Regions from separate parts of the Mus musculus genome. Here region 1 is linked to region 2. Evidence: chromatin loops called from intact Hi-C (ENCODE). Cell type or tissue: heart. All regions are shown on one strand. Links, peaks and the distances in the headings refer to the core of each region. The heading gives the core; the rest is flanking DNA. Region 1 overlaps Loxl1 (lysyl oxidase-like 1). Region 2 overlaps Pml (promyelocytic leukemia).

Evidence for each region. Peaks named below come from ENCODE experiments on the same cell type or tissue, not always from the same donor. Only the 100,000 strongest peaks of a DNase experiment are listed, where the experiment ranks them.
Region 1: a loop joins it to region 2, with 5 times the contacts of the local background. A loop is called at or near these places in 16 of 42 quality-filtered maps.

What each region holds. Positions count from the first base shown.
Region 1 is chr9:58,274,529-58,289,627 of GRCm38, reverse strand. It overlaps Loxl1 (lysyl oxidase-like 1), which reads left to right. Exons shown (of 7, transcript NM_010729.3): 7 at 711-1,905. The coding sequence ends at 717. Among named protein-coding and RNA genes, the nearest start is that of Stoml1, 29 kb to the right of the region's middle. In heart, for the core only: CTCF peaks have their summits at 7,822 (motif pointing right) and 8,920 (motif pointing right); a DNase peak (open chromatin) is centred at 8,917; H3K27ac peaks cover 1,546 bases.
Region 2 is chr9:58,219,786-58,234,884 of GRCm38, reverse strand. It overlaps Pml (promyelocytic leukemia), which reads left to right. Exons shown (of 9, transcript NM_178087.4): 3 at 1-532; 4 at 1,638-1,732; 5 at 4,257-4,394; 6 at 4,799-5,057; 7 at 5,478-5,530; 8 at 13,020-13,170; 9 at 14,316-15,099. The coding sequence ends at 15,082. Mir6385 (microRNA 6385) reads right to left here and starts at 13,735; the gene lies at 13,631-13,735. In heart, for the core only: no CTCF peak of the experiment used is centred there; DNase peaks (open chromatin) are centred at 8,484 and 8,784; H3K27ac peaks cover 273 bases.

The DNA of each region.
Region 1 (15,099 bases), core at 4,324-12,323, 54 kb before region 2:
TGAAAGAATGGGTCTTGCCACCTCTACTTTAGTACAGAGATCGATCAGGGAAATTAGGAGTAGAATCAGGCTTCCATCATCCAGGACATGGCCAGAGGGTAACATGACCCTGATCCTGCTCTTCACGGGCAGTTTAGCTTTCATAAGCCTGAGTTTCTAATGACTACTTATTCACCCATGTGTCCTGGGTCACAGGGACCCCACTAGCACCATCAGGGCTGCCCTGGTGCTCCCCTGAGGCCTGTGGTTGTGGAGGCAAAGGCCCTTCTTTCCAAGACCTCTTTACATAAGTGCTTGGACAGCCCCAGGTCTTATGAGGGTGTCCCTGTGACCCTGACCACAGGCAGGCTGCTGGGCCAGTATACACAGGAAGCTGGACAGAGCGTTCCCAGAAAGGCCATGGGACTGACACATGTGGGTTTCCATCATGTTTCTGAAGAGGGGGAAAGAGAACATTTTTCTCCTTTTTAAGGAAAAAAAGGGGGGTCAGACTTAGAAAATAATAAGCATGAAAGTGTTGCTTGACAAAAACAGCTAGAACCTGGGGCCTGGGGCAGTCAGCGGGAGGCATGCTGAGACTGTGCCCAAAGAGGTGAGGGGCCCCGAAGGGGAGATGGACACCCACCCCTGCACCACAAGGAACCTTATGTGTCAGAGAGGTGGGCCACCTTGCAGATGTCACACCACTGACATTCTCTCTCTTTCCTTAGGTCCTGATCTGAGTGGACAGAGCCCCCCTTGTCTCTCCTTGAAAAGCAGGACCTGCTTCCAGGCAGCCTCCCCCATGAGGCTCAGCCGCCTAGCCCAAGGCAAAGGCAGCTGGCCGCTGGGGCATCCCTCCCTGCCGGCCTCAGGGAGTGAACATGGACCCAAACCACAGGGATTCTGGATGCCAGACCCTGTCTTGTACCTACTTCTCCTCTACAACACCATGGTGTCTGTTGTTGGTTCTAATTTTTATATTTTGGCCATCCCACACAGCAAGATTGCCCGGGTGCTGAATAAAACAAGGGTTTTCTAGTCTGGAGCTCTGCTGTGCCCTGTGGTTTGGCGGACCACAGCTGGGTCAAGCCCAAGAGATATTCTGGGGTTTCAGCCTTTGTGTAGGAAAATGTTGAAGGGTAGCTGCTGGACGGCCAGGACTCCAGCAACTTCCAGGCCACCAGCCTTAGCCATCATGGAAATGCTAGAGAGTTTAGTCCAAAGCCATGTCGTCTTCCTGGACAGAGGACCCCATCTCATAGAATGAGGACAGAGGTGGTAGGTGGCTTCATCTCCTAGCCTCTTCCCCCTACCCTCAGTCTTCCACCTTTTATTGTTCCTTTCCTTCTCAGACTGTAGCTCACCACCAGCACCTCCCCGCACCATCATCATCATCACTGTCATCACCACCATCATCACCACCACCAATGGCAGCAGCCCTGGGCCCTTACCACAGCTTTCACAGTGCTGGGCATCCTTGGGACAACTGGACAGAGGCAGAGGACCCTTAGAGTGGGAAAGGTCTACCTTCCCAAAGAGAGAAGACACATGAATTCTTGGCAGAGGGGATAGCATGGGTTAGAGTTAGGTAGAGTAGTGGGTCTGGAGGCTCTAGGGAGTGCAGGAGGGAAGAGCTCCACTATCCTTCCCTGGATATGGTATCCTAGAACTCCTGGACACCAGTCTGGACCAGGAAGACGTGAAAAGAAAATGTCCACTTCTTTGCTCCTCTCCCACCAGCTCTCGAGCTTTCTTTCCGCCCACCTGCCACTGCCACCCTGGAGAATCACTGTAGGAACGGGAGAGAGACTTGGCTCAAGGCTCTAGTTCTAGCGTTTGATGCCGAGCCAGGCATGCTATGCCTCTGTGCCTCAGGTTTCATCATCAATAAAATGGAACTGCCCTCCTGCCTGGCAAAGCTACTGTCATGGAGAACCACCTGTCATTTCCACAGGGCAAGCACTAGGTGAGCTACAGGGTCAGCACCTGCCCCTGAGCCCATTTGGACTCAGCTCCTCAAAGGCCACCACCACCACCCCCCCCCCCATCGTCCCACCACCACCACCACCTTTGGGCTCTGTTGCTATTCTTGCCTCGGTGTCCTTGGCAGCCAGGAGGTCTTCTGGAGGGTTGGTGGGAAGACCTCCCAGAAGGTTCCTGGCCCCAGCCCACTGGAGTGGTTGGGCCAGACATTAGCCCAGGCAGCAGGACCCAACTCTCCTGGCATGAGGGAGGTATCCTGGCCAGCCATTCTGCATCTGGACTGGACCAGGAGACTGAGCAGGAACTCAGGGGCAGTCTAGACTTTGAGTTGCTGTCCTGCTACACCCTCTGCCCACATGACTCTTAACGATGCCACTCCATACCTGCCCCCACCATTCCTCTCTCGGTGCTCCAGACTGAGCCAGGAGCCCCCCCCCCCTTAAAGTTAGAAGGACCCTAGAAGGTAGACAGAGTGAAAGGTCCTCAATTTCTAGATCAGAATGGGAGCCTATGGGAGACTACAGGTGAGCAGGACTGGAACCCAAATACCTGAGCCCCAGTCGGGCTAGATGGCTGTGTGTGCAGCTTCTGGGGAGAAACTCCCCAACCTTAGTGATGCTAGCGGAGGCTCAGGCCAGAAAACTGGAAAAGGAGAGGGATGGGGTGAGTTTTCCCTAAGGAGGCTCATTTCAAAGCATGGGGAAGGGACAGACTCCAGACACAGGGTTCCAATGTGCACATGAGCCCTAACCCTAGAGCTCAGACCCCAGAGGCTGGGTGGGTGACTGCAGCTCTGCCCTTAAGGTGGAGCAGGCACAGGGGCCAGTCCCCACATTCTGGCAGGACCTTCTGAGATGAGCAGTCTGGCATGGAGGCAAAGAGGAAAGGAAGCCTCCTCCTCCTCACAGGAGATATGACGGGATACACAGGGACTGTGGGCAGCCATTGCTCCTTCTAAAGGATTGCCATGGTTTGAGGGCTCTGTCCGCACTGCTCCTCCCTCTGGAAGAAGAGGTGTGCTCCACCCACTTCAGAGAAGTGGCTCATAGAGCATTTCTCTGTCTATGTAGGGCATGGCAGGGTTTGTGGCCAAGTGAGAGGCAAAGAGTCCTAAGTGGCTGGGTGCGTTTGTCAAGAAGGGGTTCCCTCGAGGTTTATCTTAGCATGTCACTTAAGGGAACGGTGGCCCCACTACCCTTGTCTTGCTGGCTCCTGGCTCTGACCCTTACCCAGGGCTCACCTAGTGGAAGATGACCTGGACCTCATCCCAAGCTTCACTCAGGCAGAGTTATGTCAGACCCACAGGACAGGCCACGAGGCTCAGGGTCTGCGTCCACTTACCACCTCAATCTCCCACATGTCCCTTCAAGGGCCAGCTAATTCCCTTGAAGCCTGGGCCTTCCCTTCTTCCCTCTGAGTCTGGGGAGCACTGAACGTCCCCACCTGTGGCTTGTCCACCCTCTTGCTGTATGGACAGGTGTGGGGGATAAAAAGGTTCCTCAACCTCCCTCAGAAACAACCGAGGCTGCCGGGCGTGGTGGTGCACGCCTTTAATCCCAGCACTGGGGAGGCAGAGGCAGGCGGATTTCTGAGTTCGAGGCCAGCCTGGTCTACAGAGTGAGTTCCAGGACAGCCAGGGCTATACAGAGAAACCCTGTCTCAAAAACCAAAAAAAAAAAAAAAAAAGAAAAGAAAGAAAGAAAAAGAAAGAAGCAACCAAGGCACACAGGTATCATCTCCACCCCAGGCCCATCGGTGCTTCATTGAATGGAATAGAGAGAGCCTCGGGGTCAGCTGCCCAGCAACCTGCACTATCCACCACCCTCCACCCCCTCTCCCACCCCCGCTCAGTCCTAGTACTGAAGGCTCAGTGCCTCTCCCAAGGCCTGCCAGAACAGTTTGGCCTGCACTGGGCCCTGCAGCCTCCCTTTGGTCTAACCTGTAGGATCCCTTATTTGGTGCAATGGTCATGGACACAAAAGGAATTCAGGAGAGACTGGAGAGATGGCTCAGTGGTTAAGATCGCTGACTGCTCTTCCAGAGATCCTGAGTTCAATTCCCAGCAACCACATCATGGCTCACAACCATCAGTAATGGGATCAGATGCCCTCTTCTGGTGTGTCTGAAGACAGCTACAGTGTACTCACATAAAATAAATAAATAAATCTTTTAAATAGGAAAAAAAGGAAAGGAACAGAGGCCTTCACTACTACCCTGTGGTGGGCCTCTGTCCCTCTCATCTGAGGGCCTGGCTTCTGGGGCCCCAATGCTAATTCCCTATCCGACTGTGAAGAGAGAAAAGGAAAGAGAGAGAAGAGGAGGGGAATGAGTGAAGCCCAGCCCAGTAGATGTCAGACTCAGGTCGGGGCAGTGACCAGAAAGACTTGTAGCTGCACAGGCTGCTGCATTGCCTGGCTTAGAAGACACCGTTATGGGGCCTACAATGGGGCATTAGACCTCCAAACCAGGACCTGAGCCTGGAACCTTCAGAAAGGCTCCAACTGAGACCTAGGTGCTCAGGGGCTGTTCCAGCAAGGTGCAGAGGCTACAAAAGCCAACAGGATGAGGTCAGTCAGACCTGCATGCCTCTTGTGTGAACTGTCCTGACCACACCCCGACCTTACCCCGTCCCCTGCCCACGATGTTGATAGTTTCCGGCTGCACCCCCACCCTTTCTACAAGACCCCAGGTTAATTTACTAAGCCATCTTCCTGTCTTCTACCTACTCAACAGAAATCCCTGTGAGGGACCCAGCGAGACCTGGAGGAGGAGGGGGCTGATAACAGCTGTGGATGGGAGACATTGATCCAGTTTGGGGCTGACTGTGAGATGAAGGGTCTTGTCATCCTGAGTGTCTCCAAGGGGGCTTTACCGGGCTACGTGACCTGGGCCTGGTGGCTTTAAAGACGCCTACAGATTCCACACAAGAAAACCTCTGAAACTTAACCCTGAAGAAAGAGGGGCCCTGGGCACCTCATCCTTTCTTTGGAGGTCTCTGTTTCCGGAGCATTTTCTAACAGCCCGCAGATGTGTCTTACTCTTGGCACCTGCTCCTTGGGCCAGACAGTGTTGAGGTGTCTCAGTGCCTGCTGAAGATTGTTGATAGCATCCACCCATCCAGAGTAAGGGCCCCCTTTCCAGACCCTGCCAAGCCCCTCATTATTGACAAGGGAATTGGATGCCCCTTGGATGCCCACACATGGCTCTGAGCCTCTCCTGGTCCCTGTGGGGATAGACTCTCCCTCCCAACAGCCTCTTCCATGGCCACGCCCTGGTATAGCCCACAGTTCCCTGCAACCCACAGGTGGAGTCCTGGTAGGCCCCAGCTGGCCAGAGAGAATGGCAGGCATTGCATAGCTTGGGAAGCTCACAGGAACACACACACACACATACACACACACACACACACACACACACACACACACACACTTTAATTTTTAAAAAGTTAAGATTCATACACGTTTATAAGTTAGAGTGTTTCAACATTCAATACTTCCCTAGGAATATGATTTTCCTTTTTTTTTGGGGGGGGGGGGGTGTCGGGACAGGGTTTCTCTGTGTAGCCCTGGCTGTCCTGGAACTCACTCTGTAGTCCAGGCTGGCCTCGAACTCAGTAATCCTCCTGCCTCTGCCGCCCAAGTGCGGGGGATTAAAGGCGTGCGCCACCACTGCCTGGCAGGAATATGTTTTTAAACTGCCAAAATCAACACCAAGGAGTAAAAAGCACAAAAACCAAAGGATTTTAGAATTTGTCACCTCTAAATGACTGCCAGACTTAAGAGAGTTCTAGAATGAGCTCTTTTGAAGTGGAGAAGTGGGTAATGGCTGTCATTTAAGCTCTTCCAGAGCACTATGCAAACACTGGGTTGATTTTATGTTCCTTAGCCAATATTATGAAGTAAACATAATCCTGACACCGAAACTATGACGGAGACGGCCATCCTGCCCACCCATGCTCACATGACAGCCACAGACTGGGTTAATTCGAAATGGCAGACATCAGAGTCCTGGATAAAATTCCAGCAGATGGAGCTCAGAACCATAGTGTGGTCTGACACGATCGGTATTTGGCTTGCTCCCCTCTGTCTCAGATCTATGCTACGGCAATGCAGGGAGCCAAGGTCTGAGTCCAAGCAATTTGGACACAGTGTCTACTTTGTGTGGTCCTAAATGCCCCCTCAGAGAGCAGAGAAAGCTAGCAAAGTCAGTGTGCACAGCTTATAAAAATACAACGTAAAAGGGCTGCCACTCAGATCCCTGCTGTTTGCTGGCAACTTGTGGTTAGCTGGACAAGCCCAGAGGATTGATAATTTGACATTTCTCTACCATTTGGAGAATTCTTGTTGGTTTGGTTTCGTTTTTGAGACAGCATCTCTCTAGGTAGCTGAGGCTGGCCTTGAACTCATCCTATAGCTCAAGCTGGCATCTATCTCTCTGTTTTCCTGCTTCAGCCCCCTAAGTACTGAGATTATAGGGCTGAGGCTACTGTACAAGCCTGATGAAGCCCTTGGGTGTTTTATGGTCATTGGGATGGCCCCAGGGTCTTGGGTGTGCTCTACCACTGAGCTATATTTCTAGCCCTTTTCATTTCACTGTTTAAAAAATAAGATCAAGGTCTTATTACATTTCCCAGTCTGACCTTAAGCCCACTCGAAGCATAGGCAGGTCTGGAATTTGTTATCTCCCTGCCTCAGCCTCTGGAGTAGCTGGGACGATAGATATGTGTCACCAAGCCTGTCTTGTTTTGTGTTTTTAAATAGCTTGCCAGTTCTGCCTTCTTTCTATGAGGCTTGATTGCAGCTGACTTTACAATTCAGAATCCTGACAGAAGTCTGTTTTTGCTTTGTCAATGTGCAAAATCCCTGTCCTGGTTAGTGTCTTTGTCAGATTGACATAAACTAGAGTCCTTTTAGGAGAGAGAACATCAATTGAGAAAATTCCCCGAAAGACTGGCTATTGGGCAAGCCTGTGCAGACATGGTGGGGATGGGGGTGGGTGGGTTATATTTTGATTGATTGTTGATTGATGTGGGAGAGCCCAGCTCATTGCCAACTCTGAGCAAGTGCTCTTGGGTGGTACAAGAAAGCAGGTTGAAGGCTGAAGAGATGGTTAAGAGCATTGAGTTCAAATCCCAGCAACTACATGGTGGCTCACAACCATCCCTAATGAGATCTGATGCCCTCTTCTGGTGTGTCTGAAGACAGCTACAGTGTACTTACATATAATAATAAATAAATCTTTCTCTGGAGCGAGCAGGGCCAGAGTGGGCAGAGGTCCTGAGTTCAATTCCCAGCAACCACAGGATGGTTCACAACCATCTGCACAGCTACAGTGTACTCATATACATAAAATAAATGTAAGCATTGTTCTTCCATGGTCTGTGCTTAAGTTCCTGCCTTCAGGTTCCTGCTTGAGTTCCTGTCCTGACTTCCCCCAGTGACGTTGGATGACCTAAGAGGTGTGAGCAGAAAGAAACCCTTTCCTCCCTAAGTTGCTTTTGGTCATGGCGTTTGATCACAGCAATAGAAAAGTAATCAAAGCAGCCCCAAAACTCTAGATTTATTTATGTATTATATGTAAGTACACTGTAGCTGTCTTCAGACACTCCAGAAGAGGGAGTCAGATCTCATTACGGATGGTTGTGAGCCACCATGTGGTTGCTGAGACTTGAACTCAGGACCTTTGGAAGAGCAATCGGGTGCTCTTACCTGCTGAGCCATCTCACCAGCACGCCCCAAAACTTTAGGACAATGCCTGTGGTACACTAACAACCACTTTCTAGCCTCAAGGAGCTCCAATCTCTGGCAGCAAGAGGTCTTAGCCTGAGCCTGGGTCCCAGCAGCTTGTCAGGGAACAGACTGTCAATGCACATGGAGGCCACCAGGGGGAGCAAGACTTTGTTTCCTCAGGGCTATTTCAGAGGTAAAAGTAGGGCTTTTTGGGTTTTTTTTTGGGGGGGGGGGGTCCTCGTTTTTTGTTTGTTTGGTTTGGGGGGGATATATGAACATCATTTCTGAAATCACACCCACTGTCTCTTTTGCTTGTTCAGTATATATAACTAAGAAATATTCATGGATAATTTGCATACAGTTACAGTCAACTCCTTTATGTGTAGAGTTTGACAAGCTTTAAAACTATAAATAAGCCGGGCATGGTGGCGCATGCCTTTAATTCCAGCACTTGGGAGGCAGAGGCAGGCGGATTTCTGAGTTTGAGGCCAGCCTGGTCTACAAAGTGAGTTCCAGGACAGCCAGGGCTACAGAGAAACCCTGGCTCGAAAAACCAAACCAGGGCTGGTGAGATGGCTTAGTGGGTAAGAGCACCCGACTGCTCTTCCGAAGGTCTGAAGTTCAAATCCCAGCAACCACATGGTGGCTCACAACCATCTGTAACAAGATCTGACTCCCTCTTCTGGAGTGTCTGAAGACAGCTACAGTGTACTTACATATAATAAATAAATAAATCTTTAAAAAAAAAAAAGAAAAGAAAAACCAAACCAAACAAACAAAAACTATAAATAAATATAAATATACCCAAACAAACAAACAAAAACTATAAATAATTATAAATATACCCCCACAATAAAAATGTGGAAAAAGTCCATTACTCTCAAAATCCCCTTTTGGGGATCAACAATTAAAAGCACTTACTCTTCCAGAGAACCCAGGTTCAGTTCCCAGCACCTACAAGATGGAGCACACTAGTTGTAACTCCAGTCCCAGGGGACAAAGGCGTCCTCCACGGACACTGTATGAACATGGCACATCACTCATACACATAAAATGCAAGTGAAAACCCCACTCCTCTCTTGCTCCTGTTGTGGGAATCTTTCTAGAATAAGCACTCTGACACCAGTGGGAGTGGAAGAGAGATATCTGGACCAAAGCCAGGACAGCTCCCAGCAGGCCTTGGTATTGACCCAGTCTGTGTCCCCGTTTTATATCTAAAACCACAAGGGGGAGCTAGTGAGCTTTTACTGGCACTTGCAAGACAGCAAGAAGCCTGAGCGGAAGTCAGGTTGTTAAGGGCAACGACTCATTGTTTTAAGTGTTTCTCAGGTGGCTCTGTTCCAGGTAGGCAAGTGAAGCCATGTTTGGCTTTAGGCATTCTAACAGCGCTTTAGGAGAATCACTAAATAAATCAATAAATCAGTAACTGTTGTTATCTCCTCCTGTGGTATTTCCTTGTCCTCAGCCTCACAGTCACAGAGCCCTGGAGTCCCTGAGTTGTTCTCTGTCCCGGTAGCTTTGCATTTCATGGGATCACCTGTAAATAGCGACATATAGTAGGCAGCCTTTTGTTTCTGATTTCGTTTACAGAATATGCCTTTTAGTTTAATTTTAATTTTTATATTATAAATTGAAATAATCTTGCTGTATGGAGTACAGAGTGAGGTACTTTGTGATTTATGAAATGACAAAACAATTAAATCAAGCTCGTTAACACAGCCATCAAGTCAAGCACTTATCTTGGGATGAAACAATTCAAATGCACTTTCTTGGTGACTTTTGTTTGCTTTTTTGGTCAAGGCTTCTAGCAGAGGCTAGCCTTGAACTTGCTCTACCATAGCAGAGGTTACAATGAACTTTGGTTCTTGAGCCTCCACCTCCCAAGTGGGGCAAGTACAGTCACGTGCAGCCACACCCTGCTTCTGCAGGGCAGGGGACTGAACCTAGGGCCTCATGCACGCTACGTCAGCACTCTGTCCACTGAGCTACAGTTCTGGATTGTGGAATGTGCATTTGACAAGGACCAGCTTCGGCTTGGAGAGGGGTTCTGAGAAGGGGAGTCTGGGAGCCTCGAAAAGAACCACTTGAAGTCAAACTGTAGATTCAAGCTAAGACCTGTGCTCTGCTAGATACAGCTTTTCCAGTCTGCTTCTATGCTCTGCTTTCTCTCTGGAGATCTCTCTGGTCTATATTCTGCTTGCTTGCTATTCTAAGAGATCTCTCTGTCCAAGTCCTGCTTACTTGTGTGCTTCAGCACGAAAGCAAATGCGTGAATGTCAGTTGTCTAAGCAGTTCTCTTGTTTTCCTAAGTTTTCTGGATAGCCCATCTCCTGCAGAGCACAGGTCCAGTCTTTTATTTTACATTTCAATCCAGCATCCTGTTACCCCAGCCATTTATTTGTAGGACAGTAAACTTACCTTTGTTTCTTGACAATGCAAACAATTCAGAGATCAGTCTGCTTTTGTTAAGCACAGGTGGTAAACTAGTTAGGTGGGACTCTGCCCTGAAATTACCATTTTCCCTGCACCCAGGCCTGCACTTTCTAAGTCCCAGGCTGACCTTGAACCCAGGAATCTGCCTGCATTTCCATCTGCCTGTCTTTGTATCTTCCTGACCAGCTGGCTCATCGTAGCTACCTCTGTTCCTTTAGATTCATGAAGCCCCTCATAATTCATATTGCATCTTTATATTTTTGCATAGTTGAGAAATTATACATTTTCAAAATGTATTTAAAGCTCTTTCCCATAGCCTTAAGGGCTGTTTGAAGGTCCCAGTGTTTACCATTTTGCTGAGTCATAGCCAAACTTTTTTTTTTTTTGATTAGGTATTTTCTTCATTTACATTTCAAATGCTATCCCAAAAGTTCCCCCATGCCCTTCCCCCCGCCCCCATATAGCCACACTCTTGACTTCCAGACAAGTGCTTTACACCCACAGCAGCCATTGACACTTGGTGGAGGCTCACACCAGGGCCCTGTCCCAGGGCTAGGAACCATGTCACTTTGTCCCCACCAGGCTTAGCACCCATTCAATTTTCTATATTTGTTGTATTATGTAATTATCACAAAGCAAAACCATATTCCTTCTGGGTGTAATGCTTATGAGACTCACTCACGTCCATTGTGTGATCAGTATTTTGTTACATGGTTTTCTTGCCATACTGGGATGGACCACACGACTTTCCCCATGCTGAGCTGTTGTCTCAGCCCCAGGACTTTCTTGCCCTTGTTTCCTCATATTCCATATTCATAGATGTACCACAATTTTCATAAACTAACCACAACTGTTCATCCATTTACCAGTAGATTCATGTTTGCTTGTTTTTGTTTTTTTTCTCCCTAGATTTGGGCCATTGTGGGGAAAAGTGCTCTCAGTATTCTCACATGAGCTTCTGTGCTGTACATACCTGTTTCTACTTTTTCTTGTTAAGTTAGGAATGAGGTCACTGAGGCACACGATGAGGGTAGATTTCACTGTCTTAGAACTACTGAACTTGGCCAGGCAGTGGTGGCGCACGCCTTTAATCCCAGCACTTGGGAGGCAGAGGCAGGTGGATTTCTGAGTTCGAGGCCAGTCTGGTCTACAGAGTAGGTTCCAGGACAGCCAAGGCTACACAGAGAAACCCTGTCTCAAAGAAAAAAAAAAAAAAAAAGAACTACTGAACTTTCCCCAGAGACTATTGTCCCACCACTTTCCAGCACACAGGTTCATCTTTGTAAAGCTGTTCAGGTAGCTAGGGAGCAGTATCTCACTGTTTACTCCCCTACTGACTAAAATTATTAGGTTTCTGTTTATGTTCTTTTTTGTTTTGTTTTGTTTTGTTTTGTTTTGTTTTGTTTTTTGAGACAGGGTTTCTCTGTGTAGCCCTGGCTGTCCTGGAACTCACTCTACAGACCAGTCTGGCCTCGAACTCAGAAATCCGCCTGCCTCTGCCTCCCAAGTGCTGGGATTAAAGGTGTGTGCCACCACGCCTGGCCTATTTATGTTCTTATGGGACATCCACACTCTTCTCCAATGAAGTCTCTGTTCAAAAGTTCCTATTTTAATTGACTTATTAGTACATTATTGTGCTTATTTGTTATGCATTGTGTGAGTATCCCAGTCTGTCAGTCTGTGACTTGCTTTTTTTTTTTTTTTGTATTTTACTCTTTGTGAATGAGTGTGTGTGTGTGTGTGTGTGTGTGTGTGTGTGTGTAGCTCTGACTGTCCCAAAAATTGAACTGAAGACCAGGTTGGCCTCAAACTCTCAGAGATCCACTTGCTTCTATCTCCTGAGTACTGGAACTAAAGGAGTGTGCTACCACTTCCTGACTATAATTCTTTTTTTTTTTTTAAAAGTATTTATTTATTATACATAAGTACACTGTAGCTGTCTTCAGACACACCAGAAGAAGGCATCAGATCTCATTATAGATGGTTGCTGGGATTTTGTTGTTGTTGTTTTTGTTTTTTTTGTTGTTGTTGTTGGTGGTGGTGGTGGTGGTGGTTGGTTAAAGGCGTGCGCCACCATGCCAGACAGGTTGCTGAGATTTTTGAACTCAGGACCTCCAGAAGAGCAGTCAGTGCTCTTAACCACTGAGCCATCTTTCCAGCCCCTGACTATAATTCTTAAAGAGCAATGGTTTTAATTTTAGTGAGAAGCATTGTATCAGATTATTTTTTTCTGCTATATACTGTGGGATTTTGTTTTTGTGTTGTCCTATCAAAGAAATACTTATTTAAACAAAATCACAGATATTTCCTTTTCTTTATATATTTAAGTGTATGGATTTCTTGCCTGAATGTAATGTCTATGCACTGTGTGTGTGCAGTGCCAGAGAAGGCTGGAAGAGGGTATCAGATTCTCTAGAACTATAATCAAAGATGGTTGGGAGCTGCCATGTGGATGCTGAGAACCACACCAAGGTCATCTCTCCAGCATCCCATGTTCTCTATTTTGAAAATATTTTTCTTAAACATGGCTTTAAATTGTGCTCTGCACATTTTGACAAATTGTATTATTATTCTCACTTAATTAAAATATTTCTAATATTCTCTCCTAATTTCTTCTTAGAACCATAAGTTATTTTAGAGGCCTGTTGTTTGATTTCCAAATCCTTGGGAGCTTCCCAGATATTTTTCTGTGACTGATTTATAGCTTAGTTATCATGATAGAATATATTTCAAATGATTCCAATTATTTTTAATTCACCAAGGTTTGATTTATGGCTCAGAATGTGGTCTGAGTGAAGACTACAATTCACTTGGAAAGAATGTGGGTTTTGCTGTTGTTGGGTGGAAAGTCTCACGGATAAATTATCATCAGATTAAATTGGTTAGTGCTCTTCAAGTTACCCAATGACCCATAACCACTCCAATTTTGCGCACTTGCTTTTTACTGTGCGGAGAGGGGACTCTCCCTTCTGTCTCTCAGCTCCATGGTTTTAACTGTCTGTTTCCTGAGACACTGTTCTCCCGTGCACATACCTTGGGAACTGTTGTCTCCTTTGACGAGCTCACCCCTTGAACTTCTGCCCTCCAGGTCACTCCAAAGTCTACTTCTCACTGCCTTTGGACTGCTTTCCCTTTGGCTCTTGTTTATATAACTTTAGCTTTCTTTCTTCTTTTTGTTTTGTTTTGTTTTTGTTTTTGTTTTTTTGAGACAGGGTTTCTCTGTATAGTCCTGGCTGTCCTGGAATTCACTTTGTAGACCAGGCTGGCCTCGAACTCAGAAATCCGCCTGCCTCTGCCTCCCGAGTGCTGGGATTAAAGGCGTGTGCCACCACACCCGGCAACTTTATCTTTCAAAACAACCCAAACTGACTTCAAACTTCCAACCCTTCTGCCCCAAGTCTGAGGTTAATTTGTGCCACATTCTCCTCTTGCTCTCCCACTAGTGGTAAGTGTGGTTACAGTTACTCACTTGTGCAAGCCTTGTAGAAGCTGGGTGTGGATGTGGGTCACTGTGTTTGGAGCCAGTAGGGTGCTTCTGGGTGCTGCTGGCTTCTTCCGGCCCAGCTTCCTAAGAGCCTATGTTTTTGGTCTTAGAAGGTGGGATTCCCAACAGTGTTTCTGTGCCTGAGACAGAGTTCCTGTCTCACCTACAGGGCAAAGGTGTCAAAATTTTCTTCTTTGCCTGGAGAGCAGAGTCTTGGTTCCTGCCTCGTCTGCAGCAGCCCTGGGGCCAGGTAACACACAGTTTTGGCAGCTATTCTAGGGAACCAGTGTGCTTCCGATGCACAAGCAGGCAGGAGCTGCAGGGTATGTGTGCTCCTGCCAAGTGGTGCTCCCTGTCTCCCAGCCTTTCTCCTGCATAGCCAGGAAGGGCACAGTCTTGCTTCACCCCCACATTTTCTGCCCAGGAGAACAGCTGGTCTTGTCTTTCTCAGGAAGAGCTTGCCACTGGAATTCCGTTTCTAACTTGCCTCTGACCTCAACTCTGACCGCTTTAGTAAATCCTGCCTCTTCCTGCTACAAAGTAACCTTCCTGTTACGATGTAACTGACAGCTCTCCTGTGGCTCTCAACAGACTCAGAATGACTTTTCACATATGCAAATAATCAAAGGGTTTTCCACCCACACGCATGTCCTCTGCCTGACTCCTGATACCCTCTGAGGCAATGTCCCTAGCTAACAGTGTCTTGAGGATTTTTTTCACTTCTCAGCAGCTTGAGTCACACTTGCTTCCTCTGGAGTGGCTGGCTGCCACCACCCCCCCCATCCCCCCATGCACTGCACTGTTCCAGTGCGTGACAGTCCTTAGTCACGCCCCCTCTCCTCTTTCTAGTCATACTTCCATTTGACTCAAGTTTCAAAACAACCGGTTCTTTTTAAAACTAAAAACGGATTTACCAGAAGGCCCAGCAGTTCCAGTGTCTCACATTTATCCCAGAGAAAATGACATTTATTTCCCCAGTAGGACCTGGACACAATGTTCACAGCAGCTTTATTTGTAATAGCCCCCAATAAATAAAATACTTGGATATTTTCCCAAATGTAAGTAGGTAAGCACACTGGTTCGTTCACATCCAAGACTGCTTGCTACTCAACAATGAAGAATGAACTCAGCTTTGGTGGGTGGGCCTCCTGAGAAAATGCTGAGTGAAATTGTATCAAAGAACACTATGGACAGGAATCTATTTATATACCAGTGGGGTGAAAGAACTGATTCACTGACGAGGGTGAGTTGTTCTCAGGGACTAGGAGTAGGAGAGAGACTGTGGTCACCTTAAAGGGGCAGCCTGAGGGAGCTGTGAAGGTGTCTTTGCAGCTCCGGGCTAGGCATTAGAAATGACTGCACAGGCCAAATGAACACTCTCACTTCCAACAAGCGATCTTCTGATTCTTGGACAGCTCACCCTGAAGCTCAGTTCCATTCTAATGATAACTACCTGGAGAAGGCTTTCAGCTTCAAGGCCTTTTGTTT
Region 2 (15,099 bases), core at 3,983-11,982:
CTGGACCGCAACCACAGCCATCTCCATTGCGATATTGGTGAGGAGATTCAGCAGTGGCATGAGGAACTAGGCACCATGACACAGACTCTGGAGGAGCAGGGCAGAACCTTCGACAGTGCCCATGCACAGATGTGCTCAGCTATAGGACAGCTGGACCACGCACGCGCAGACATTGAGAAGCAGATCCGCGCACGCGTGCGCCAGGTGGTAGACTACGTGCAGGCTCAGGAGCGCGAGCTGCTCGAGGCGGTGAATGACCGCTACCAGCGCGACTACCAGGAAATAGCTGGCCAGCTGAGCTGCCTGGAAGCTGTGCTGCAGCGCATCCGCACTAGTGGGGCGCTGGTCAAGAGGATGAAGCTCTATGCCTCCGACCAGGAGGTGCTGGATATGCACAGCTTTCTGCGCAAGGCACTCTGTAGCTTGCGCCAGGAGGAGCCCCAGAACCAGAAAGTCCAGCTGCTCACCAGAGGTTTCGAGGAGTTCAAGCTGTGCCTGCAGGACTTCATCTCCTGCATCACCCAGAGGATAAGTAAGGGTTGAGGCCATGCTCATAGGCAGCTAGTTTGCCATTTAAAGGCCCCATGCTTCACTGCTGCCCCCAAGAAGGCAAAGCTGAAAAGATGATCTCTATTTGATAGATGAAAGTGTCAGGTCTGAGGATCCAGGGGACAGAATAAGAGGGTATGCTGATCTGGTGTGGCAGGCACCTGGAGGAGGCACTTTGCAAACTTATAGGACTATGGAGTAGATGTGACTTTGTGAGCCTTGGGGAACAGGTGGAAACTGAGAAGCTGAGAACCAGATGTGGTATCATTGCAGCCCACTCTTGGCATCAGCCTTCTATGCCCAGGAAAAGAGAACTCAACCAGTCTGTAGGGTTAGGAGAGGAGGAAGCACAGAAAACCTAACTGTGAGGTATTTGGTCAGACACTGAAAGGAAGAGTTCCCCTAGAAGAAAGTAGCCATCTGCCAGCCTCTAGGTCCTAGAGCCTCCTTTACTGGGCTTTTATGATGTACAGAAGTGGTGGGCCAGTTCCTGACCACAAGTTCTGTCTTGCCCAACTGGAAGAGGATCCTGGGCCACATCGCATATCCAGAGACATGCTTGGATCTGAATCAAAATCCAGGAGCTGTGTCCCGAATGAGTGGGTGGTATCAAGTGGCTTTCCAGACAAAGACCATGAGTGCACATTTATTCCTTCAGAGTTTTTGTTTAAATCTTTAAGCTGAGACGTCATTTCTGAGCAGCTGTTGAGGGATGCCCCTTTTGACTCTAGGCAGGCTCCAAGGATAGGAGGACTCCCCCACTGGACCACATGAGCCATGGGCTTATAAAGATATGGTCCTAGAATGGAGATGGACTTCTATCTTCTCCATGTAGGCAGTGAATGATTCCCCAGAGATGCAAAGATGTGCATTTGGGGTTTAGAGCCAAAGGTAGAACCCAGTGCTACTGCCCCCCGCCCCCCATTCTATTTGGGTTCATGCCTTCAGCAGTCAACTCCAGCCCCTCTTGGAGGTGTGTTCAATAATAAATAGCCAAGAAAAGCATCAAGGACCTCCTCCCTGTCACTGTCCCAGCTAAGAGTTCTTAGTAGAGTGCTCTTGTGTTCTCCGTTGTGTTTTCCTCCCAGATGCAGCTGTAGCCAGCCCAGAGGCAGCCAGCAATCAACCAGAGGCAGCCAGCACTCACCCAGTGACAACCAGCACGCCTGAGGACCTTGAGCAGGTGAGAAGGGTTTGATGTGGGAGGAGAGGTGGCAGGGCACAGCAGGTAAATGCCTGGGAGTTTTGATATCCTGATGGAGGGAGAGTAGAGTGCCTGAAAGAGGACAGCAGGTCTGGAGCTCGAAAGAGGAGAGGGTCAGGGAAGGGTTGGCTGTCTGGTGCAAGGTTCCTAAATGCCCAACTAGCTCTTGATGGGCCACTAGCCAGTTCAGGAGGGGTCAGACCCAGGGGTGGGCAGGCGGTGAATGTAAAGAGTATAAGCAGTGGCCCTGTTGGATGTGACACAGGATGTACCTGATGCTCACACGGACTGCCAGAGCTGTTTTCTGGGGCTGGCATAGGTGGATCTCCACTCCCATGCACATAATTCTTGGACTTAACACTAAGAGTCAGAGCTCAACCCCACAGATTCCAGGGCCATCATATACCTAATAAACTAGTTGCTTAGGGTTGGAAAACACCCTTAGATAATCTCATGCTGGCATTACTTCTGCCGTATCCTTAGCTCAGCAGCTTTCATATCCAGGCCGTTGGGAACAGGAAGTGCATTGGTTCCTGTTTTGATTGCTCTGACTGAGCACTTCTCAGAGGAGAAACACACGGGTATCCTTTTCATTCTCCTTCATCCACGCTCATAGGCATGGCTCCCCTGCAACAGGATAAGCTCTCTCAGTTCCTTTCTGTGCCTGGCATCTTTCCCTCCCCAGCTTGGTCACTCTGTTACGTGTGACTGCATGTCAAGATGTGGGCCCAGAACCAGGCAGATCTTCTGGTGGGGAGCAAGGGTATTAAACCTTTTCTAGCTTTGCCTTGGGGCAAGCCATGGAAAAGAGATTGCTGTGGGTTACAGCAGTGGGGAAAGGCTTCATGGGGGAGGCAGGACTTTTGAGAATTTTAGAGCTACAAGAGAGCGTGGAGTGTAAAGCCTCTTGCAGGGATGTAGTTAAGACCCAGAGAGACTCAGATGTGAGGAAGTTTAACTTGGGCAGGGTCTTTTTCCATAAAAGTTCCTCGTTTTTACTGTGGTCGTCACCTGGGGGCTGAAGCTAGGACTCGGGAAAGACGTGGGTAGCAGTGTGTGGGAGCAAAGGTCCTGTGAGGCTAAACTATAGCTGCATAGCCAGTGCTGACAGGAGAGGCAGCTCAGGCTGACACAGCACTGCCCCATCCCCCACCTTAATGTCTCCTGCTTCTTCAACGCTAGTGAGAGTTGTATTGAGGAAACAGAAGTAGAGGCACCCAGCCTTGCCTGCAGGGATTTCCTGGCCTAAGTAGAACAAGAGCCTTTTATACGCCAGCAACTGCAGAGCCATAAAGGCAAAGATAAAATGGTGAAAATTCCTGCTCCTGCTCTGAGGATTGAATATATGGGGCTTGGAACATGGCAGGCAGGTGCCTAACCACTGGGCTTCCTGCCCAGCCCCATGCATAGTTTGCAGTTGAATATCTACCTTCAGTGCTTTTGAGGTAGTACCTAGGAGTGTAGAGTTGGTAAGCCATGTGGTGATTCTTCCATTAAAAGAGATTTATTTACTTATTTTATGTATATGAATGTTTTGCTTGCATGTGAGTGTACCATATGTGTACAGTACCTGCAGAAAGGTCAGCTGTCGTGTGGGTTCTGGGAACTGAACAACTGAACCCGGCTGCTTTGCAAGAGCAGCCATCTCTCTCTCTCTCTCTCTCTTTTTAAAGATCTATTTATTTATTTATTATATGTAAGTACACTGTAGCTGTCTTCAGACACACCAGAAGAGGGCGTCAGATCTCATTACGGATGGTTGTGAACCACCATGTGGTTGCTGGGATTTGAACTCAGGACCTTTGGAAGAGCAGTCAGTGCTCTTACCCACTGAGCCATCTCGCCAGCCCAGAGCTGCCATCTCTTGAGCTCCCTTTTCACTATTTGAGGAGTTGTTCCTGCTTCATTTAGCAGGACCCTGAACACCAACTCGGACATGGAATAGTAATCAAACTAGTATTATATTCATTAGCCATCCTTGTCACCCTCACTACTGGGTACTAGATACTCTTCAAGACATTTTGATGGCGTTCAGCAAGTGTCATTATTCCATTTTATGGAGGGAGACTGAGACCCAGTGAGTTTTAAGTAATTCCAATGCATGCAGTAGCTACTAGAGTTTAAGACTCGGGTAAGGCAAGCTCCCAGGAGGCTGGCCTCCAAGTTCCCGACTGCTGCAACTCTGTTGCTGCTGAGGGAAGTGTTGCTTTCAGCAGCAAGCAACCTGTCTGTAGAGGCAGGCAAGCTAGGCTGGTTGTCAAGCATATTCTGAGGATAGGCACCATGGTCCCGGAGGTGTCGTCCTGCCCTGTCAGGACACACACAGATTGAAGCAGTGCCTGGGTGCCAGCAGCCCAAGGTCAGAGGAGGTGACATCATGGAGACTTTTGGGAGAAATTACTTGTCCCAGTGAGCTCTTTGATTGGGACCAAGCTTACACCTGAGGCAGGTTGTAGGCCCAGGGTCATTGCATTTCTAACTTTTCTGTTACCTGCTTTTACAGCCCAAAGAAGTGCAGAGTGTACAGGCTCAGGCCCTAGAGCTGTCTAAGACCCAACCTGTGGCTATGGTAAAAACAGTGCCTGGAGCACACCCTGTACCAGTGTATGCCTTTTCAATGCAAGGCCCCACCTACAGAGAGGTAAGCCCCCACTATTCAGCACTGCCTCAATCTAAAAGGCTTAGACTCCAGCCAACAGTGAGGTGTAATTGGAGAATCTGGGCTTTCTCAGGCCTATATTTGCTCCGTATTCTCCATTGCTCTCAGATGCTCCCCATGGAAGCTCGAAATAATCTTAAGCCACTCTCAGCCCAGCTGGGATGCTGAGACAGCCAAAGCTATGAGATCAACCGAGACTGTTGGTCAGTGGCCATGACCAGTGCACATGGCGACCTGAGAGAGCCTCCTGTTTGCAGAGATATGCTCAGCATGGCCAAAAGAAGGAGAGTGAAAACATGCCACAAACCCCCTGTCACTCAGCTCAGTGTCTCAGCCCAGCACCACTAGAGGCACCCCAGTCACCCCTCTAACTTCCCACTCTTCAGGAGGCTTCTCAGACAGTCGGCTCCATGAAGAGGAAGTGCTCCCACGAAGATTGCTCCAGGAAGATCATCAAGATGGAGTCCACAGAGGAGAACGAGGACAGGTTGGCCACAAGCTCCCCCGAGCAGTCCTGGCCCAGCACTTTCAAGGCCACCTCCCCTCCCCATCTGGATGGGACTTCCAACCCTGAGAGCACCGTCCCTGAAAAAAAGATCCTCCTGCCCAACAACAATCATGTTACCAGTGACACAGGGGAAACAGGTAGGAGGATTAGGCAGGGAACACCTGTGTAAGACTGTCATGCCCTCAGATATCTGGAACACCCCAGGCCCCACCTCCACATTCTAATCCCACCTGGGCACTCAGAGCCATCAGGACTCCCATGCCCGAGCTGCTCTGAGCAGCCATTGAATATGGCACTGGTGGTTTACCCTGTGCTTGCTATGATTTCAGTGTGGGACACTGGAGGGGCTATGCCTTAGCCCTGCCTCCTTCCCTCCGAAAACTGCTAGTGCCAATCTCTGTGCTCTGGGGACATAAACACTCCATCTCCTCCTAGCACACACAGGACAGGGTATCTGTCATCCCCAGCCCATTGGACAAGGATTCTCCTGGATGTCTCACCCTAGCCAGTGGCCATTCCAGGAAGGATTTAATGCTGCCACCCCCTCTCCTTTTCAGAGGAGCGAGTTGTGGTGATCAGCAGCTCAGAGGATTCGGACACCGAGAATCTGGTGAGTAACACGGACTTCAGCCTAGGACTTCTGCCTCCCCTTGTTCAAGGTCCCAAAGGCCACAGCCACAGCAGGTGACTCTCAGGCTCACCTGGCACCTGGAAAATTTCCCAGCCAGGCAATAAAACCTAAGTCATACCAAGGACAGTCTGCAGGCACTAGCTGCATGCTTATTGCGTTCTGACCCTCTTTCTGCATCAGGCAAGAACACCTCTACAATGCTTGCTAGGCTGCTTTCTCCAGGCCATGTCCATCCTCTGTAATATCTTCTAGATCTGGAAGCGTCTCTAGAGTTTCTCTAGAGCTTCCTTGTGTACTTTCTATCTGCTAAGTACTCATGAGGAAAGGTAGACAAGAGTTCATTCCCTGGTTAATCAGTGAGCCGGGCATTGTGGTGACACACACCTTTAATTCCCACACTTGGAGGCAGAGGCGGATATAGATCTCTGTGAGTTCAAGGCCAACCTGGTCTACAGAGTGAGTTCCAGGACAGCCAGGGCTATGTAGAAGATTCTGACTGAAAAACAACAAAGTCAGTCGATGAAGGTTGGTGATAGGTAGAATGTGCCCATGGGTGACAAATAGTGGACATCTTAGAGTAGAAAGAGCTTATTTGGATTTGTAGTTTCAGAGGGTCAGTCCATGATCATCATGGTAGGGAGCTAGGCAGCAGGCAGCAGGCAGCAGGCATGGTGCTGCAGCTGGAGCTGAGAACTCACATCTGATCCACAAACACAAGTTATAGAGAGAGATGGCTAACTGGGAATGACATAGACTTTTTTTTCTAAAGATTTATTTATTTTATATATATGTGAACACTCTGTAGCTACCTTCAGACACACCAGAAGAGGCCAGCCATCAGATCCCATTACAGATGGTTGTGAGCTACCATGTGGTTGCTGGGAATTGAACTCAGTACCTCTGGAAGAGCAGTCAGTGCTCTTAACCTCTGAGCCACCTCTCCAGCCCCAACATAGACTTTTGAAACTTCAAAGTCCACTCTCAGTGACCCACCTACTCCAATAAGGCCACGCCTCCTAATTCTTCCCAAATAGTTCCACCAACCGGGGTCCAAGGATTCAAACATATGAACTTATGAGGAGTGTTCTCAGTCAAACCATCTCAGAAGCCCTATGCAAGAGTCTAGTTCATGTTAGAAACCTTTAAAGGCATCTGGTAATGAAACCCGTGACTCTTCTGTACCTGGAGGCATGTCATCAGAGACTAGGCTGTTACGTGTCCAGAGGAAGCAAAGCATGAGGAGAGTAAGAGGTTAGACTGGAGGTCTCTGTGGTCCCCAAGCTCACAGTCCACGATTCTATACTGGAGAGTGTACAGAACCCTCATTACCAGCAGTCACCTCCCTGCTGAGTACCTGAAGAACCTCCCACCTATGTTGGACCCCAGCAGGACCAGCAGTCTACACCACAGTGCCTGCCACCCACGGAGTTGGTCTTCCCATCATCCCACTGAGCAAGCTCTGACTCTTAAGTCTAGTCTTCCAGTCAGCCTTCCACTTGCCAGAAGTATGCTGCTGTCCTCTCTCAGATCTGCATTTTCCCACACAAAGCAAGGAGAGCCACCTTCCTTCATCACCCTTGGTAGCCTGTCCTCCAGGGGTACTGTACCTCGACATAGGGCTCCTCCTATTGCTCAGGCCACCACTCTGGCCACCACAGGGCTTCCCAGGCATCTGCTGATGCGCACACACAGAGAGAGGGCCATCACCACACTCTGCTGCATGCCCAGAACCTTCCAGTCCCTTGGACACTCCCTCCAGGGCTCCCTCAGGTTTCACCAGTGGCTTCTCCATGGCTTTTCAGCCAAATGCTTCTTCCATGGGTGGTGCTCAGGAATTAGGTCCCCCACCCCAGAGATTCTAACAGAGCCCCACGGGGGAATTTCCAAGTTCAAGGCCCTCCTTGAAGTCTTTGAAATTTCATTAGCACCACCAAGAAGCCACATCTCTACCAGTCCAGGCCTGGGTCCTCTATCAGACCGGCCTCTGAGAACCTGACTTCTTTCCTCTTCCGTGGCTGCTTGCCACCCCATCTCACTCTGCAGTCTTATGGCCAGATATCCCTGCCTATGAATGCAGAGATTCTGTCCATCCCAAAGCCTGACAGGTATGACTGCTCAATAAATACTATTTTTTTTTTTTTTTTTGAGACGGTTTCTCTGTATAGCCTGGCTGTCCTGGAACTCACTTTGTAGACCAGGCTGGCCTCAAACTCAGAAATCTGCCTGCTTCTGCCTCCCGAGTGCTGGGATTAAAGGCATGCACCACCACGCCCGGCTTTTTTTTTGTTTGTTTGTTTCAATAAATACTTCCACATAATCTCTGTTGTGAACCCTTTTCCCCATGGCCATCAGATCCTGTGCAGGATCTTCCCTGTGGTGCCGTTTAGCTTTCTTCCCGCCACACTGTGAACATCCAAAGTGGAAAGCAGGGCAAGGCCTCTACTATAATATATTCCATCACTGGTGGCTTTGAGGTCCAGCTCTTAGAGTGCAACCCTATCTCCCCAGTTTGTCTCAGACATCTCCCCGCCTCCCCTCTCATGGAGGAAAGATAGGACCATCTGCCCCACCCCACCCCTAGATTTCTTCTTCCCCTTCATGTCTTGCTTTCTTTCTGGTTGATTTCAACACCCACCATCTGACCTCCACTCCTTGACAACTCAAGGATCTTCAGCCTGTCAGTCACTTCAGCTGGCAACCATCAGCATGGCCACACTTCGTGCTTTGACACCATCTCAAAATGGACTGACTGCTCTGACTCAGACCACAGCCTCAAATCTGTCACCTCCTACCAGCTCTCCCTTTTTCAATCATTATCTCATGGAGCTCTGCTGGCAGAAACAACCACAGGAAGATTCCCCGGGGCCCCATTGACTCTCTGCTGCCCCCTGGAGACATGTTAGAGAAAAGCCACAAAGGAAGGCAAAGAACTAAGGACTTCTGGTCATGCCCTCCCGTTCTCATTTGGCTCCTCAGGGACACTTCTCTGAGCTTCATCCTGACCCTGACCCTAGCCTGTTGACTATACCTTCTGCTCCTGGTAAGAAACTGAAGCCCTTTTGGCGGTGTGGGAATTGTCAGCATCTGCTACCTAATTACAGATTTGTCTGCTGTTGGCACTTCCCTTCATCTGCCACTTCTGCCTGGTTGGAGGGGAAGTCTGTCTTCCTCTAAGACCCACACCTGAGTCCTGCTCCCCTGCTCCCCTGCCCCCACCCTGTGAGGAGGCTCACTCTATCTCCTGCTCCCCCGCCCTTGTGTCTTCTGATTCATCTACTTCCTTCTTGCCAGTCACTGCCCGCTCCCTGCTTCCCCCTTGGCCTAGGCTTCTCATCCTACTTTCTGCATCTCCACACCATGCCTACACCCTCTACCCATTTGTTGGCACGAGGGAAGCTCCAGGCCTCTCAGCACCGTGGTCCTAGATAGTCCCTAGCATTCCTGACTGGGTCAGCCTCTCCCAGAAGTCCATCTCTCTTTGCATTTCTGGGTGCTTCGTTCCAGGTCTCTTTGCTCTTGTAAAGGTTGTTTTTCTGGCTTTGATTCTGGCTTCCTTTCCCCTGTACTGGGTACAGTCTCTGGGTTAGGGCAGCCTGCTCTGACTAGTTGTTGCTCCTGCCTGCTAGACCAGAATGCCAGGGTGTACTGGCAGCTTTGCCTAAAGCCTTGTGTGTGTACTGTGCACATTCTCTCTGTCCCTCCCCCTGGATTACCACTCTACCCTCTGCAGAGGTGCATTGCTGAGGGCAGGGCACCTCTTGTAACTGTTTCTCACCTGTAGCCAAAATTTGGTCCTTGCCTTTCCGTTGTTGCCTATATTCTTCTGTTAGCTGGACATTACTTTCTATCTCATCATCTTTGATAACGTTCAAGCTACTGGCCCCGGGATGGAACTGGAAACCTAGGAAGGAACAGTGGAGAAAAGTATTCCAGAGGTTTCCCTGGGCATTGTATATGGTTGAGCTCAGGAGATGTCACAAGCACTATAGCAGGTGGGGAGAGGACAGTGAGATCCAACCATCCGTGGGTTATCAGGATCACCAAGGGAGGAGGGAGATACACAATTCAGGTTAGGAAGAGGTGATCATTGCTCACTGTGCAGAGCAAGCCTGGGGGTAGAAGAGTCCATTGCTTTTATGTGTATATATGTATATATATATATATGTGTGTGTGTGTGTGTGTGTGTATTTACAAATACAAATTTGCACTTTGCAGTTTGGAGGGACAGATAGTGCTTCAGGGTACCCATCCCTATCTTCCCTATCTCCTTTCTTGTAGGGCCTTTGTTTTACTTTATAATGAGGGGCTGTTCTATAAGTATTGGCCTGCTGAAGTGCCATCTTTTTCAAATGAGACAGTAGGGGTAGGCAGGCCTCAGAATGGCCTGCCCTGCATTTATGTCCATTACAAGACTTCCCTGTCCCAGGGGAGAGACCGTGCAAGGAGGAATGTTTCAGAAGAGCTCATCTTGCTGGATGAGGCAGCTGGGTCTCAGATGTGGAGAGAAGTCAGGTCCTAGTCTCTTGTAGAGCCCATGGGAGGAAAGCTGTGCTTAAGCTCTGGAAAGATGGGTGGGGCCCTGCACCTAGCCAGGGCCACTGTTTGAAGAGTCTTGCAGCAGAAGAGATAGGTAGTCTCACCCATTTTTTGTGACAGATGACTAGAGACCTTGACAGTATCAGAGCAAGCAGGAACTGGAGCAGCCTGTGGCAGACCCAGCAAGGATGACTGGCAGAGGAAGGGAGGCTCATGAGCAACAGCTGGTGTAGAGATGCCACCATGGTACTGATATGAGAGGCAGGTGCTTGACTGAGAATGTGGGAACCGTGTGTGTGTGTAAGAGCAGAGCTGCCTGCAGAAGGGCTGGAGCCGCAGGCACAAGGGTCCTAGCAGCTAATTACATGGCCTAGTTTGCTAATATCTGTGCCTTGTCTCCAAGGCCTTTAAGAGCCTTGGAGCTAGGAGTTAGGAGTTTGTGTCTGTGAACCCCAGAGACACACGTGTCTCACTAAACTGAGCCCAGCTGTAGCTGAAGCTTAGGCGTGAGAAAGTTCTTCAGGATCGAGACTTTTGCTGAGCATCAGTGGAAGATTCTAGATGGCTCCCTAAGCTAAACACTGGCTTCCCAAAAGGAGTTGACTTTTGTCTGTTCAGCTTGTCATCAAACAAGGCATGAATGTCCGTGTAGACCGGAGCTTCTCAAGCCTGGCTGTGCACCGAGGACTTTAAGCAACTGCACATTGCTGGATCCCACCCCCATAGATTCTATGTCCCATGAACAGCCTGGACTTCCTATGCTACTAAGGCCTAGCCAAAATCAGGCATTGCTGAACGGGGGCATTCGGTGTGTGGAAGAGAGGAATGTTCCTTTATTTGGAAGGGGGTGACATTTAAGTTAGTGGGTGTGATACAGAAAGGACAAGAAAGACTGGCTCTCACCTCCATCGGAGAACAGGGAAGGGAAGAGAGCTTATGGCCCATGGTGACACTTAAGTCTCCCATCCCGGTCCTTGGTCTCTCATCATCTCACTCCAGTGTTGTTGTTGTTTAATTCTTTGGCCTTCTCTCAGTTGGTCTTACCCCTGCCTGCATGAGAACTCTCTTTTCTCAGCCCTATTCTCTCCTGCCTCCACTTCTCTTTCCCCCACAAGCAAGTTTCCTGATTTTTTTTCCATCTCTCTTCCTCCTTTCTTCCCTCCCTCCACACTCAGCTATTCTGATATTTGGAATAAGATGGATGAGTGAGGGCTTCTGATGTGCCCAGAGACTCCCTTGCTGAGCTAGGAGGGAGAGATGCTGGTCCAGATGCTGTGTGTTCCCTTCCTATAGACCCTTGTTTTTAGAGATGTCTTGCTTAAATGGTCCATTTAAGCCAAGTTGGTTTGAGATTTAAGAGAAGAGGCGAATAAGGAGTTTTTAGCCACCTAGCTCAAGTACATGGTGTACCAGTGAGACCAGCCTCTGCCATTAGTGCATGGCAATTCCTGGGGGTTTGGGGGAGTGTGGGGGCTGTGCCTGGGCTAAAAAGACAGATCCTGCCTTTCCTTTAGCCACAGCTCAGAGGAGGGAAAGGGGGGCATCCTGTTAGTGAGATACCTACAGGTTCCCTCAGAGAAGGCAGATCTAGAAATGAGGTTTCCTACCATAAGTGATGAGGCATGAAGATGAAGGCAGTAACCAGAAGGTAGAGCTGTGGAGCGCTCCAGGTGTTCTGCTCTGAAGACTGCCTTCAAGGCCTGAAGGGACATCGTCAGGAGGAAAGAGTCAGGTGGGCGCACCTGGGGCCCAAAGGGGCTTTTGGTGTAAATGCTTGAGGTCAGAAGGAAGATCTAGGAAGAGGCAGTCCGTGTGCGATGTCACTGAAGACCTAGGAAGAGGCAGCCCGTGCATAGACGAATTGACTGGGCCAGTGAGGCAGCTCTTCAGCATCTGGAGAGGGTGAACCCAGACCAGAGAAGGGCATAACCAGGGTGGCTCAGCTCTGCCTACCAATCCAAGTGTGAGGATAGACACTGGGAGTCTAAGGACAGAAACCCGGAGCAAGAGTGCAAACTCTGGAGGCCACTCCAGAAAATGACGTAATTTTTCCGTGGGGAAGAGAACAGTCTCCTGCTCTCAGCTCGAAACTAGGAAGATGCCTCCAGAAAGGCCCTCACAGGGATGGCAAAGCAATGTGGGGTGTCTGGGTGTAAGGCGGGCTGGGAGGAAGTTGGGGTGCCTGATGCAGGACTACAAAATATAAGTTGAATGAAAAGCAACTTCCTTTAGGAGAGCCCAGCCCTGGTTCGCTTTCTAGTGAGCACCACAACTTCTCTTGGCTGAAGGTTTGTGAAAAGCAAGTGTTTTGGAAGGGTGGGTGATAACCGCCACGGCCAAAGGTACTTATTTCAGGTCACAGCTTGTAGTCCATCATCCAGGGAAGTCATGACAGGAACCCAAGACAGGCACTGACTCAGAATCTGTGGAAGAATGCTTTTTACTGGCTGCTGTTCTTCCTGGCTAGCTCAGCCTGATCTCTTATACACCCAAAGACCGTGTGCCCAGGGATGGCACCGCTCTCAGTGGGCTTTGCCCCTCCATATCAATCACTACTTACGAAGGGAGGCATTCTCCCCACATTGTAGCTCCCCCATCTCAGATGACTCTAGCTTGTGTCAAGTTAACAAAAACAACAACTAGGGCAGCAGGCATGTTAACTCTCTCTGCAGCCAGAGGTGTTCTCCAGAAGCCACAGCCCTGGCTCATGTGTGCAATCCTTACATGAGACACATCCGGTTCACACCTGCATACACATTTGTGCGTCCCCACTACTCCACCCTCTCCTGCGCACAGAGAGGCTCTTACTGTGCAGGCGGGTATCATCCCTACAGTTTCCTGTGCGCACACTTGCTCCAGAGCGCAGACTTAACCTCGCCTTGGACCTTCAAGGCCTCTGAACTCCTGACCTGTTGGCTTCTTTGTGTTGCAGTCCTCCCACGAGTTGGACGATAGCAGCAGTGAGTCCAGCAGCCTGCAGCTGGAGGGCCCCAATTCCCTCAAGGCCTTGGATGAGAGCCTCGCCGAACCCCACTTAGAAGACAGGACCCTGGTTTTCTTTGACCTCAAGATTGACAATGAAAGTGGGTTTCCCAAGACCTACCTTACCTCTTTTTAGCTTAGTCTCTGAGTCCCCAGGGAAAATGCAGGTAGAGCCACTTCTAAGGCTCCTGCCAGCCCCTAACCAGCCACGACAGCCAGGTGGACAGAGGACTCTGACACACCTGAGATACCAAGTGCTGCCATATCTGCCTGGAGTAGAACCAGGACGTGAGAGGGAGATGTGTAACTCCACAGATTCACTTCTGACAAAACCTCTGTGGAGAGATTGGGAACAGTGTATAGGCCATAGTTGACCTTTTAGAGACAGGGTTTCTCTGTGTATCCGGGGCTGTCCTGGAACTCACTCTGTAGACCAGGCTGGCCTTGAACTCAGAAATCCGCCTGCCTCTGCTTCCCAAGTGCTGGGATTAAAGGTGTGAGCCACCACTGACTGGCAGTAATCTACTCTTGACCTTTGGCTGTGACCACACGTTTCCTAGAACAGGGCCCAGATACATGAGGAAACCTGCAGAACCCAGGTTACAGAGAGTTGCGACTCCTTGTCCTGGAAGCCCCTAGTCTTCCTCTCTGTCATCCTTGCCCTGGTTCCTCAGCTCTGACCCTTTACTCAGCCAATAGTTATGGGCCCTGTATTGGGGCTAGCCCAGCCATCCAGAATCATCAGGTATTTCCATAGCACACACACACAAAAAAAAAAAAAACCCAAAAAAAAAAAAACAAAAAAAAACAAAACCCAAACAAACAAACAAAAAACCTATCTTTGGGCTTCAGGAGGAGTCTCTGGGCAATGCTCTTAAGGGATGCAGCCCAGAGCTCTGATCCAGCAGGGACTGATGGGGTTGGAGGTAGGAACAGAATAGAAGGCGGATAAGAAACACGCGGGGTCTCTGTTGTAGGTGGAGGCTGAGAAAATACAAAATGGGCAGAATTCTAAGGGTTGGGCAAACTGCAGGGCAGGAGGCATAGGAAGAGCCAGCTTCAGGACGGGTGAGCCATCCCCGCCCCCTATCGGAGCCAGGTAAGAACTACATATGGAAGATACTTGGTTCCTGCCAGCAGGCTTCAAAGTGGGATTTCTAGACAGTGGGTCAACAGCCCGATCCCTTGCACTCAACCCAGTGCCTCCTGAACCCTGAACCTCACCGTGACCTTCTTTCCTGCCTAGCCCAGAAAATTAGCCAGCTGGCCGCGGTGAACCGGGAAAGCAAGTTCCGTGTGCTCATCCAGCCCGAGGCCTTCAGTGTCTACTCCAAAGCTGTCTCCCTGGAGGCGGGGCTCCGGCACTTCCTCAGCTTCCTCACCACCATGCACCGTCCCATCTTGGCGTGTTCTAGGCTGTGGGGGCCGGGACTCCCCATCTTCTTCCAGACCCTGAGTGATATTAACAAGCTGTGGGAATTCCAGGACACCATCTCAGGTTTCTTGGCCGTGCTGCCCCTCATCCGGGAACGCATACCCGGCGCTAGCAGCTTCAAACTTGGGAACCTAGCCAAGACCTACCTGGCGAGAAACATGAGCGAACGCAGCGCTCTGGCTTCTGTGCTGGCCATGAGGGACTTGTGCTGCCTCCTTGAGATCTCCCCAGGACTGCCGCTGGCCCAGCATATCTACTCCTTTAGTAGCTTGCAGTGTTTTGCTTCCCTGCAGCCCCTAATTCAGGCCAGCGTCCTGCCACAGTCCGAGGCCCGCCTCTTGGCCCTCCACAATGTGAGCTTTGTAGAGTTACTGAATGCATATCGCACCAACAGGCAAGAAGGCTTGAAGAAGTATGTCCACTATCTGAGCCTGCAGACCACCCCGTTGTCATCGTCGGCTTCCACCCAAGTTGCCCAATTCCTGCAGGCTCTTAGCACCCACATGGAAGGACTGTTGGAAGGCCATGCCCCTGCTGGGGCAGAAGGCAAAGCTGAAAGTAAGGGATGCCTGGCCTAGCGGCTCGGCACAGAGGG